Linked DNA regions of Mus musculus: regions 2 and 3 are each linked to region 1. Evidence: chromatin loops called from intact Hi-C (ENCODE). Cell type or tissue: gastrocnemius. All regions are shown on one strand. Region 1 overlaps Gm13657 (a long non-coding RNA gene). Region 2 overlaps Agps (alkylglycerone phosphate synthase). Region 3 overlaps Agps (alkylglycerone phosphate synthase).

Evidence for each region. Hi-C counts contacts between places; a loop is a spot of excess contacts. Peaks named below come from ENCODE experiments on the same cell type or tissue, not always from the same donor. Only the 100,000 strongest peaks of a DNase experiment are listed, where the experiment ranks them.
Region 2: it touches region 1 in a loop (14-fold over the local background); 14 of 42 quality-filtered maps call a loop at or near these places.
Region 3: it touches region 1 in a loop (9-fold over the local background); 30 of 42 quality-filtered maps call a loop at or near these places.

What each region holds. Positions count from the first base shown.
Region 1 is chr2:75,784,542-75,788,541 of GRCm38, forward strand. It overlaps Gm13657 (a long non-coding RNA gene), which reads left to right. Exons shown (of 5, transcript XR_001783382.2): 4 at 2,382-2,589. Among named protein-coding and RNA genes, the nearest start is that of Gm13657, 9.7 kb to the left of the region's middle. In gastrocnemius, no CTCF peak of the experiment used is centred here; a DNase peak (open chromatin) is centred at 1,739.
Region 2 is chr2:75,878,409-75,882,408 of GRCm38, forward strand. All of the region lies in intron 11 of Agps (alkylglycerone phosphate synthase), which reads left to right. Among named protein-coding and RNA genes, the nearest start is that of Gm34861, 48 kb to the left of the region's middle. In gastrocnemius, a CTCF peak has its summit at 1,590 (motif pointing left); no DNase peak of the experiment used is centred here.
Region 3 is chr2:75,845,996-75,849,995 of GRCm38, forward strand. The region is part of intron 1 of Agps (alkylglycerone phosphate synthase); the gene reads left to right. Among named protein-coding and RNA genes, the nearest start is that of Gm34861, 16 kb to the left of the region's middle. In gastrocnemius, a CTCF peak has its summit at 1,944 (motif pointing left); no DNase peak of the experiment used is centred here.

The DNA.
Region 1 (4,000 bases):
TTATCTGATCTTGGAGCAGAGTAATTTTAGAAAATGCTTGCGTATTCTTTTTGTTGTTGAAGTGGGGGTCTTTCTCAATAGCCCACATTGACCTTGAACTCATAAACTCAAGCAATCCTCCTGATACCCAAGTAGCTGAGTCTACATGTCTGGGCCTCTGTGCTCGGTTGCCTCTGATTTTCATCATCTGAAACTAAGACCTGCCAAAGTGGGGGGGGGGCAGTTTTCCTGAGATTTCGAGACTTGCATGCGCGGTACTGGATTGATGTGAGAGCACCCTCTGGGGCCATCTCTGTTCTAATCCCCGGGCTTGGTCTTCTGCAGCCTTTGGAAAGGTTATGTTTCAGAATAGGTGTTGGTTTACACCGATGTTTTTCAATGCTTCATAGTCATTTTTCAAGATAATTCAGTTATGACTCTATAAAAGAAAACTAAAGAAACAGGGTTAAATTCAGGTCATTTGAAAGGAAGTCTTTGCCAGCTGGTGGTAGCACATGCTTTTAATCCTAGCACTGTGGAGGCAGACACAAGTGGATTTCTGTGAGTTCGAGGCCAGCCTGGTCTACAGAGCTAGTCCCAGGATAAATAGTGTTTCCCTATCTTTTTTTTTTTTTTTTTAATTTCTTTGAAAAATATTTCTGGCAGCTTCAAGGGCAGAAGTTGTTTATTTGTGTGTGTGATTTTTTTAATTAGGTATTTTTCTCGTTTACATTTTCAATGCTATCCCAAAGGTCCCCCATACCCAACCCCCCAATCCCCTACCCACCCACTCCCCCTTTTTGGCCCTGGCGTTCCCCTGTACTGGGGCATATAAAGTTTGCAAGTCCAATGGGCCTCTCTTTGCAGTGATGGCCGACTAGACCATCTTTTGATACATATGCAGCTAGAGACAAGAGCTCCGGGGTACTGGTTAGTTCATAATGTTGTCCCACCTATAGGGTTGCAGTTCCCTATAGCTCCTTGGGTACTTTCTCTAGCTCCTCCATTGGGGGCTGTGTGAGTGTTGCCCTATCTTGAAAAAGAAGGAGGAGGAAGAGGAGGAGGAGGAGAAAGAAAGAGTATTTGTGTGTGACATAGTCTGAATTTGCCAGGTTTGTGAACATATTTTCTAGTAATTTTCAACAATTAATTCAGCATACCATGAGTTAATTTATGGTGATGGAGAACCTTTCTGTGTATGGATGCCTGGCCATTTTCCCAACAAATTCATTTGCTGAAGATGGATTTTTACAAGTAGGTTTGGAAGTGAATTAGGTGTGAATATAGAAACTGGATTTTAAATATGCGTTTCTTTAGTCCTTTGTTTTATATGTGCTGAAAAGAAAGCAGTAACATCTCTCTCTCCCCCTCCTGCCTTTCCTCCCTTCTTACTTTCCACCCCCCTCTTCTTCCCCTGGTCCCTCCCCGTACAGTACACCTCCCACTTCTCTACTCACTCCTCCTCTGGCTTTCCTTTTGAAAGGCCAGGCTCCCATGGCTATCAACCGGCCAAGGTATATCAAGTTTCAGTAAGAAGGAAGCTGGATTCTTGAAGAACTAAGGACAGATGGAGAGCGAAAAATCTTGGCCAACCATGGGATTTTAAACAAATCATTTCTCCTTTTCCTTCTTCATACCTCTCTCTTTTTGATCTAGCTAACTACAAAGGCTCCTCCAGTTTCTAACTGCCTGTAGGATGACACTGGGGGCAGACACAAGATGTACATTCTTAGTAAACAAAGCCATGCTCCGTTGTGTCCACTAGGAGGCACTGTAGCACCAGTGCACTATCGTCTGTCCTTCAATTTATCCAAGTCAATTTATTTTCCTTAAACCTTCAAATTCAAGTTTATGCTACCGTGAAAGCTAAGATTTAATTTAGTAACAGCATCTGGTTAAATCTAGGAAGAATTCAGCCGAGAGACTTACTGACTAGGGAAAATCAGAATCCCGGAGCCATTTGCATTGTAAATGGTGTCTCATGATTTTGAAAGGGCATCAGGAGGGGCTTGAAATTCTCAAGGGAAATATAGATTGGACCAATCCCGACTTCCCTAACAATGAAGTCATAAATGAAGAAGTGTGCAAACTCCATGTGAAGACAACTATAATATTACTCAAGGGTAGAAAAGAATACTTAAATTGAGATATACCATGTTCTTGGATACAAAGGTTCAGTGCTGTATAAATTTAAAGCTATTCTACAAATATACTCACACATATAATGTGATCAAAAATTTTTTTTAGAAACTTGATAAAGTTTATTGAGGACAATGAAGCTGGAAAAAATAAAGGAAGAAAATTGAACTTTTTGAAGGGGAAGAGAATTTGAACCACTGGTTTTTTGTTTGTTTGTTTTATTTTAAATCATGAAACAGTTGAACGTAAATATCTCTTTATAGGTCTCTGGGAATGGCTGAGCAGGGAACGTGCCTGCCACACATGCATGAAGACGTGAGTTTGTATACCCAGAGTATACATACAAAATGCCTGTAACTCTAGCACTGGGGGCAACGAGGCATGGAAAAGCAACAGCAGATGCCTGAAGCTCACTGGTCAGTCAGCCTGGCTGAAGCTAAGAGCTTTAGATTCATCGAGAAAAGCAGCAAGGTGAAGGTCCTTGCCACCAAAGCTCTGTAAAGAACATTCAGTCCCAAGAGCCTACATGATGGGAGGAGAGAACAGATTCCCTGAGACTGCCATGTGTCTTTTGTCTTCCACATGTGTGCTGTGGTACCCACCCCACCCCTCACCCCAACTCCCCAATGCACACATAGTAAATAAATGGGAAAATGTAAAGATAGACAGCAATCAGGGAAGACACCCAGGGTCAACCTCTGGTCTCCACACATAGGTACACACACATACCCAACACACACAGTTACTCATGCATACATTGATGAGCACATATGCCACATCTATACAATACTACACACACACACACACACACACACAAAGTTGCTACAAAGTATTAGGCCAACAAAAGAAAATAACAAGTCTTGAAAGCGTGCTTGAAAAGCAAGCATGATAGACTGGACTCTCTCTCTGTCCTCTGTCTCTGTCTCTGTCTGTCTGTCTATCTCCCCCCTCCCCATGCATTCATGTGTATGTGCATAGGTATGCATGTATAGATGTGTGTGTGTGTGTGTGTGTGTGCGCGCATGTGTGTGCATGTGCAATGAGGTATGTCTAGTCTTCCTGTGACATTGAACCCCGAGGAGTGGTACAAAGACGCCAGTCCATCACATTACTTACCTGCACTGATGATGAGGGGTCTAGTGGTGATAGTGTCAGAGAAACTTCCCCTGAAGTAGCAACTTCTTCCTGTCAGAGTTCTGGAAGCATCCTCACTGGACTGTGCATCAGTGATTCTTAGCTTTCTGCTATCAGCTGACTCTGCTCTTGTCTGCTTCCTGAGCCTGATCTTAGCTTTCTCAGGGATGCTGTGCCCTACTTGGTATTTTTCAAAAAGTCCTTTTTTAGTTAAGTCACATAGAATTGGTTGCTAATGCTCAAACCTAGGTCCTGACACATCCAAAAGCTGGTAACCGGGGCATTGTTATTGAAAGAGACTCTTAGGTAAACCAGGAGGCTCTGATCATGCAGACTCAGTATTTCCAAAAAAAAAAAAAAAATGATAAAACCCAGTTAATATCAGAGATAGAACTCTGAAATCCCATGCCTTTAGTAGCAAAATGGTTAATAAAATGAACGCCTCTGCACATTAGAGCCAAGGTGGGCCATGGAGGACTACTGGTTGCCACAGGGCAATGTGAAGGGTGGCTTAGAGGATTCCAGAGCTGTGTGCTGTGTACTTCCATCGAAAGGCTGAGCAGTGAGACTCTCTAGGTTTCCATTCTAGAATGTTCACCGAAACCCCGAGTATGAGTGTGTAAGGGACTCTGATGGTGCTCAGAATGGAGACAGGGAGAACAATACAGGATCTTACTGACTGCTAACTTGCAAATCAGTCTACCCTCTTACTCTGGCTCTTATATGAGCATTATTTGATGTGCTGATC
Region 2 (4,000 bases), 94 kb after region 1:
GGATTGAACCCGGGTCCTCTGGAAGGGCAGCCAGTGCTCTTAACTACTGAGACATTTCTCCAGCCCCGTTTGTAATCTTTAAAAAAGAAAAAAGAAAAACAAACACAAAACCACCTCTTGCCTTCTGTCTTTCTATAAAGAAATATATTATCATTTTTCCCTTTTCCTTTTTTTAAAAGGACTAAATCATGCCAGATAACCTCTTTATTTCATTCTATGTCTTAGTGTGAAAATATCTTACTTTACTCATTGTTTGAACTGCAATAGTTTATAATAGTTTTGACTCTCATCAAATGAAAGTTAAGGCAATGTACTTCAACCCTTCTTGCTTTCTCTAAGACATTGAGTTCCTTAGTGCTCTTCATCAGGTATATGAAGGGGAATCTTATTCCTTTCCTTTTTCTTTTTCTTCTTTTTGTTAGTGAGTCTCACTGACTAGCTTTGGAAAGCCTGGAACTTGCTATGTAGATCAGTCTGGCTTCAAACTCACAAGAGATCCACCTGAGTGCTGGGATTAAAAACTGGGACACCCACTATACTGGAAGGAAACTTTTTGATATCACCTGTGTAGGTCAGCTTCCTAGTTAGCACTCAAGAAAATATCTGGCCAGTTATCCATATTCAAGTTGGACTATAAGATAGTGAAATGCATAGGTATTTGAAATTTTTGCTTTTTAATTTAAAGAAAGTAATTGGAAGTTCACTAATTAAAAAATAAAACAAAAAATTTAAATATGTTAATTCTATCTATCTATCTATCTATCTATCTATCCATCCATCCATCCATCCATCCATCCATCCATCCATCCATTTATCCATCTATAATTTTTTTAAAAACCAGCTCTCAGAATATAGCCCCAGGCTGTATTAAAGACATAGTCCCTGTTGTCTGTAGGTCAAAAACATTACCGGTATTTCTAGTTAATCTATATTGCCTCTGGTTTTTTAGCAAAAGAAACATGAATGCCAAAATAGATTTTTATTTGTTTTAAGATGCCCATTCATTCATTCATTCATTTACTCATTCTTTCATTTATATTTAAAAGAGTAGAAAGCTTTGTTACCTGCATCAGGCAGAGTGAACAAAGAGGTTCTTTCCAAAGTGGTCGCTTCTTCAACAAAGCATTTCAAATTTTATGTTAGCACCTATACTTACATATGTGGGAATACACTTTAGAGGCGGGTACATTTGCATGTGTAGTTTAAGGTCATAGTTCAAGAAGGGAAGATGGATAGATTTAGGGACATACTTAGTTTACAGGATGAAACACTTACTGGAAAGGTTAAAATGGTAGATGAGAACATTTGGGCATGTTCAGCTTATGTTAAAAGGTGGCAGACCAGAATTCCTCTGGACATGCTTACCCACCTCCCCCCTGTACCCTCCCCATCTAATATGTGCTCATATTAGAAGGTGTCAGAGAAGAGCTGCTTGTATTGTTGATGAGACTCCTTCTCCTTCTTGTATAAAACAACAAAACTTGCCCCTTAACTCCTTTTAAGGATCTTAGATACTAACTGGTGACTGACTGTAGTGCGATTCACTGGAACATTTGGAATAGAGGGAATAATGATCCATAGTGCCACCATGTGGTTGCAGAGCAGACCAGCCAGAAAGTACCTGGCTGGACTGAAGTTTGGAGTAGTTTGTGTACTTAGTAATAAATAGCTTTTGCAGACGAACTGTATAGACTAGGAAGATTGTCTTATTTGAAACCAATTTAAAAATCTGGGTAGATAATAGTTTATTCTCAAGCATTGTTCCTCGAATGGATAAGAATGCCATTTAGTGGTATCCCATTCTTTAGGGACCCACACATTTCATGCCTTATAATGCAAATGTACAGACATCATTTGGGGATGGATACAAACAATTTTTTAATGGTTTAAGAGATAATTGCCCTTACTGGCTTACTAAGTAGAAACCTCATGCCAATAGCAGGTGCTATATTTTGTTCTCCTTTTCTAACAGTATTTTCAGATAGAAAGGCTTAGTTGCTTAGTTTGAGATTTGGAGTTTCAGTTGATAGCATGGGAATTTAAGATTGACTAAAGTAGATAGTGTATGTTTTATGGTTGTGCCCAGTTCTTGATTGAAAAACATGTTTGTAATTTCACACTTTCATTTTTACAATATTTTCACTTAAGCTGCTTTCAAAATTTCAAACTGTGTGGTAGAAGAGTTCAATTCACAGCAACCACAGGGCAGCTCAGAACCATTGGTAAGGGGATCTCCTCTGGTGTGTCTGACGACAGCAGCGGTGTACTCATAGAAAAGAAAGAATTTATGATTCTGTCTTCCATGTTGAAAGAGGGGTATCTCTTGCCATTCGAAGAAAACTGACTAGTATAAATGAGTCAGTTCCTTGAAAACTGGCCCCTTGGGTGTATTTAGATGACAGCCTCTCCTTCACCAGTCATAAGGGGTGCTCTTTTCTGACTCTCTCACCTTTGTTTTCATCATTTTTTTTTTTTTTTTTTTTTTTTTTTTTTTTTTTTTTTTGGTTTTTTGAGACAGGGTTTCTCTGTATAGCTCTGGCTATCCTGGAACTCACTTTGTAGACCAGGCTGGCCTCGAACTCAGAAATCCGCCTGCCTCTGCCTCTGTTTTCATCATTTTAAGTAATTTAAAATTAACAGATATTTCCTTATGTTAATGTAGATCACATCAGGAAAGAAATAGTTTGTGAGCTCTGTAAATTCTGCAGGAGTTCAAATAAGCTGAAAAAATTAGTTTTGATATGTACTTTAAAAAAAGTATATTTGAACATAGTGGAGCATATGTCCTTCTTACTGGTTGGGACATCTTCTGGATATATGCCCAGGAGAGGTATTGCGGGATCCTCCGGTAGTACTATGTCCAATTTTCTGAGGAACCGCCAGACTGATTTCCGGAGTGGTTGTACAAGCCTGCAATCCCACCAACAGTGGAGGAGTGTTCCTCTTTCTCCACATCCTCGCCAGCATCTGCTGTCCCCTGAATTTTTGATCTTAGCCATTCTGACTGGTGTGAGGTGGAATCTCAGGGTTGTTTTGATTTGCATTTCCCTGATGATTAAGGATGTTGAACATTTTTTCAGGTGCTTCTCTGCCATTCAGTATTCCTCAGGTGAGAATTCTTTGTTCAGCTCTGAGCCCCATTTTTTAATGGGGTTATTTGATTTTCTGGAGTTCACCTTCTTGAGTTCTTTATATATATTGGATATTAGTCCCCTATCTGATTTAGGATAGGTAAAGATCCTTTCCCAATCTGTTGGTGGTCTTTTTGTCTTATAAGTGGATGCTCACAGTCAGCTATTGGATGGATCACAGGGGCCCCCAATGGAGGAGCTAGAGAAAGTAACCAAGGAGCTAAAGGGAACTGCAACCCTATAGGTGGAACAACAATATGAACTAACCAGTACCCCGGAGCTCTTGTCTCTAGCTGCATATGTATCAAAAGATGGCCTAGTCGGCCATCACTGGAAAGAGAGGCCCATCGGACACACAAACTTTATATGCCCCAGTACAGGGGAACGCCAGGGCCAAAAAGGGGGAGTGGGTGGATAGGGGAGTGGGGGGGGAGGGTATGGGGGACTTTTGGGATAGCATTGGAAATGTAAATGAGGAAAATACCTAATAAAAAATTTTAAAAAAAGTATATTTGTATATTCAGCAGTAACTTTTGGGTGTACTTGCTACTTATAAAACGCAATTGTCATTATAAGCTAATATTTTATATGTGTCATATTTTTTTCCTTTCTAAAGAGAATAACTTTGGCCAGTGATTTAGCTACTTGGGTTTTTTACAGTTGTGATCCACTGAAATGAAGGTCTTTCATTGTGTGGCGTGCTCTTTGCCAGAGTTACTTAGAAGTAGGTATTGTCCCTTTATTAAACTGAAAATAAAACTAACGTTATGATTAGGATACTTGCCTGTTTTTGTAGCTCTTATAAGCAGAGGGAAATATTTACCAAATAATACATACTTCATGCTTAAAAATCAGAAATATTTGTCTTT
Region 3 (4,000 bases), 61 kb after region 1:
ATATAGCACATTTATCTCCACCAGAGATCAAAGTTAATCAGCAAGCAAGTAGATTAGTTGATGATGGAAAACAAAATTATTGTTGCTACTACTTTTTCTTGTAAGACAAAAAGTTTGTAGAACTTTATTACAACAACCATAGGCAGTGTTTCGGAGCCCAGTTCGTTAGCTTTTCTCAGCACTGTTGCGGACTTGACAGAAGCATCTTTGGGGAAGAGAGAAATATGTCCGGCTCATGGTTTATAAAGAGCACGTGGCTGTGGTAGCAGTGGGTCCTGCAGGTTGGTTTGTTTGTACCTTTCTTCTGACTCAGCTTGTTTTCTACGAATTATGCTTTTCAAGGTGGCATGGTGGTATATAAGTCTGTTTGTTATTTGGAAGACAAAGGCAGGAGGATCAGATGTCTTTTTTTTTTTTTTTTTTCCTTCGAGACAGGGTTCCTCTGTGTAGTCCTGACTGTCCTGGAACTCAAGCTGGCCTCGATCTACTTCCCTAAAGCTCAGGAATCCACCGGCCTCTGCCTCCCAAGTGCTGGGATTAAAGGCGTGAGCTACCACTCCTGGGCTAGAGACTAGTCTTAAGCTGCACGAGGCTGTACAGTTTTCTGAGACTACTTATATCTTAAGTACAGTCTGCATCCATTGATTCTTTTAACAAGTGTACATTGTGAACATTTTTGAAAGCTTTCTTACTGAGTTTTTAAGAATAATTTTGGAGGGTTGGCAGTCTAGGTATGAAGGTGACTTAAAATTTATTTTAAAAAAACCTACATTTTAAGTTGAACTTAGAATAAAGTCAGTATTATTATACCTTCTAATCTTTACATTTCTAATGAGAACTCCACTTCATTTTTCTTTTCAATAAAGAAGTTGGTGGAAATAAAACTTCATTTGTAGAATTTCCCTCATTTTTCCTTTCCCCCATCCCTGGCTGACCTTGAACCTCTGGTCCTGTCTGAGCTTCCCGACTACTGGCATTATAGGCATATGTCACCATACCTTGGTCTACAGGAATTTTTCATAGTGCATTTTTTCAAGTGTGTGTGTTGCTGTCTTTCTCATCACTTCTTTGTCATATGATCTCTTTGGTTGTCTTGAAGCAGTCAATCACAAACCAGATAATAAAGAGCTGCATTCGAAAATCTTGAGGAGGGTTAGATTTCTGCTCATTGTGTCCATACGTGATTGGTTTGGAAGTGGCTGGCACTGAGGCTGGTCAGCTCAGCTCAGCCAGCACTGAGTGAGGCTTCAGAGGCATTTCTCTCTTCACTTTTCCCAAAGCTATTTTTCTCATTTCAAACTGTAGTGAGGCTGGAGAGATGGCTCAGCGGTTAAGAGCACTGACAGCTCTTCCAGAGGTTCTGAGCTCAATTCCCAGCACCCACATGGTGGCTCACAACCATCTGTAATGGCTTTTCGTGCCCTCTTCTGGTGTGTCTGAAGACAGCTACATGCACCCATAGAAATAAAATATATACATCTTAAAAAACAAAACAAAACAACCCCCCTTTCTCAAACTGTAGTGGATAGGTCGAACTTCTGAACTGAGTTAGAAGTAATTTCATGAGAATTTTATCAGAAAAGCTTTAAAAGTTATTAGCTAAATGATCTTTAAAAAGGTTGTTAACCTAGAGTAAAAGTAGGTGAAATAACCTTTTCCTTTTCTTGACTTTTCCTGACTATGCTTAGAAAAAGCACAAGCCATGCGCTAAACCCAGGGTCCTGTGAGTTATATTGAAGAGGAGTGGGGAGCTGATGATTTGTCTCCAGGGGCAGACACAAAAGTGAGATCTCACTTAAGACTAATACTTATGGATTAGTAATAACAATACTAAATCTAGATATAGTATTTCACCTAGTGACTGAGTAATAGGCCTGGGGAGTGGGAAAAAATGGAGTGTGCAAACCATACATCTCCTAGGAGAACACTGCCACCTTGTGTATATGTGATGATAGTCTCTAAGTACTTATTTTCTGTTGTTGCAACACATAATTTTTCCTTTTTTTAAAAAAATTTTGTTTATTTTATGTATGAGTACATTGTAGCTCTCTTCAGACACACCAGAAGAGGGCATCGGACCCCATTACAGATGGTTGTGACCCACCATGTGGTTGCTAGGAATTGAACTCAGGACCTCTGGAAGAGCAGTCAGTGCTTTTAACCTCTGAGCCATCTCTCTAGCCCAATTTTTCCTTTTCATATTTGTACTACTTCGTTCTGCAAGTTTGTAAAACATGTTTTAATAGGGTAAAATCAAGCCAACCTTCTTTTTGGCAGTAGGAAGAATCTTGGGTTTTGACAACATCAAATTTGGTGTGGTTAGCTTCAGGAATCTGAAAGCCTGGGGTATGATACTACTTTACTTCTGGTTTAGTTGTGGATAACTTCCTTTTAATGGAGTTTGGGAAAGCTAAGGATTTTGTTTTTTTTTTTGGTTTGGTTTTTCGAGACAGGGTTTCTCTGTGTATCTCTGGCTGTCCTGGAACTCACTTTGTAGACCAGACTGGCCTCGAACTCAGAAATCCGCCTGCCTCTGCCTCCCAAGTGCTGGGATTAAAGATGTGCGCCACCACACCCGGCTGGATTTTGTATTCTTTATTGCAGTTTTCCTGGTGCCTTGAGATTGTTATTCTTTTTTTTTTTTTTTTTTAATTATTACGTATTTCCTCAATTACATTTAGAATGCTATCCCAAAAGTCCCCCATACCCTCCCCCCCCTTCCCTACCCACCCATTCCCATTTTTTGGCCCTGGTGTTCCCCTGTACTGGGGCATATAAAGTTTGCGTGTCCAATGGGCCTCTCTTTCCAGTGATGGCCGACTAGGCCATCTTTTGATACATATGCAGCTAGAGTCAAGAGCTCCGGGGGTACTGGTTAGTTCATAATGTTGCACCTACAGGGTTGCAGATCTCTTTAGCTCCTTGGATACTTTCTCTAGCTCCTCCATTGGGGCCCTGTGCTCCATTCAATAGCTGACTGTGAGCATCCACTTCTGTGTTTGCTAGGCCCCAGCCTAGTCTCACAAGAGACAGCTATATCAGGGTCCTTTCAGCCAACGCTTGCTAGTGTATGCAATGGTGTCATCGTTTGGAGGCTAATTATGGGATGGATCCCTGGATATGGCAGTCTCTAGATGGTCCATCCTTTTGTCTCAGCTCCAAACGAGATTGTTATTCTAAAAGGCAAAGTTTACTCTGTGATAGGGAAGACATCAGGCACTAGACTTACTGATACAGCTGCTCCTAGATTCTTAAATGTTTCCGTCAGACCCAGTGCAGAATGACCACAGTAAGACTTTAGAATAGTGCTTTTGAGAAAGTATTAAAATGATGAAGAGGGCTTTTAAAATTATTTTGGTGACCTGAGGGTATAATTTAGCAGGTTTTAAATATTGTCATGAGACTGGGTTGAATGTTCTCTAGGTAAAACTTCTTTATCTGGGCAATGTGGGACAGGGCACTTTCTAAGGATCCTTTTAGCATTTGGACTTTGTAACAAGTGAAGCTTTTACTCTCCTACAGATGTTGAAGCTGTAATTCACATCCAGGTACTTGCAGCCTTTAAATAGGATAATTAGGATCAGTTGCTAAATTAGAGGTGCGTTTTGGCTCGTGGTTTGGAGGTTTCCTTCTGAGACTGGTACCGGTTGTTTTGGAGTTGCCACTGGTAAGGCAGCAAGCGGATCACCCTAAGCCGCGTGTGGCAGGGCAAATTAGTCATTCTATGCTTAGCTATAAGAGAGATACTAGGGATGCACAGTCCCCTTTTAGGACGCGTCTCAATGCCTCTAGACCTCCCACTAGGTCCCACCTACTAAGGGCTCTACCACCATCTTATAACACCGTGCTCCCTGGGCACAGTTTTCTTTAGTTTCTGTTTATTATTTGTCCCTGGTCTTTATTATTTTCTCACAACTGCTTCCAGTTGTTTCCTTCCCTAGGAGTTGACTACGTCTGGATGTGCTCTGAGGTTGAGACATCAGCAGAGACATCCAAAGCT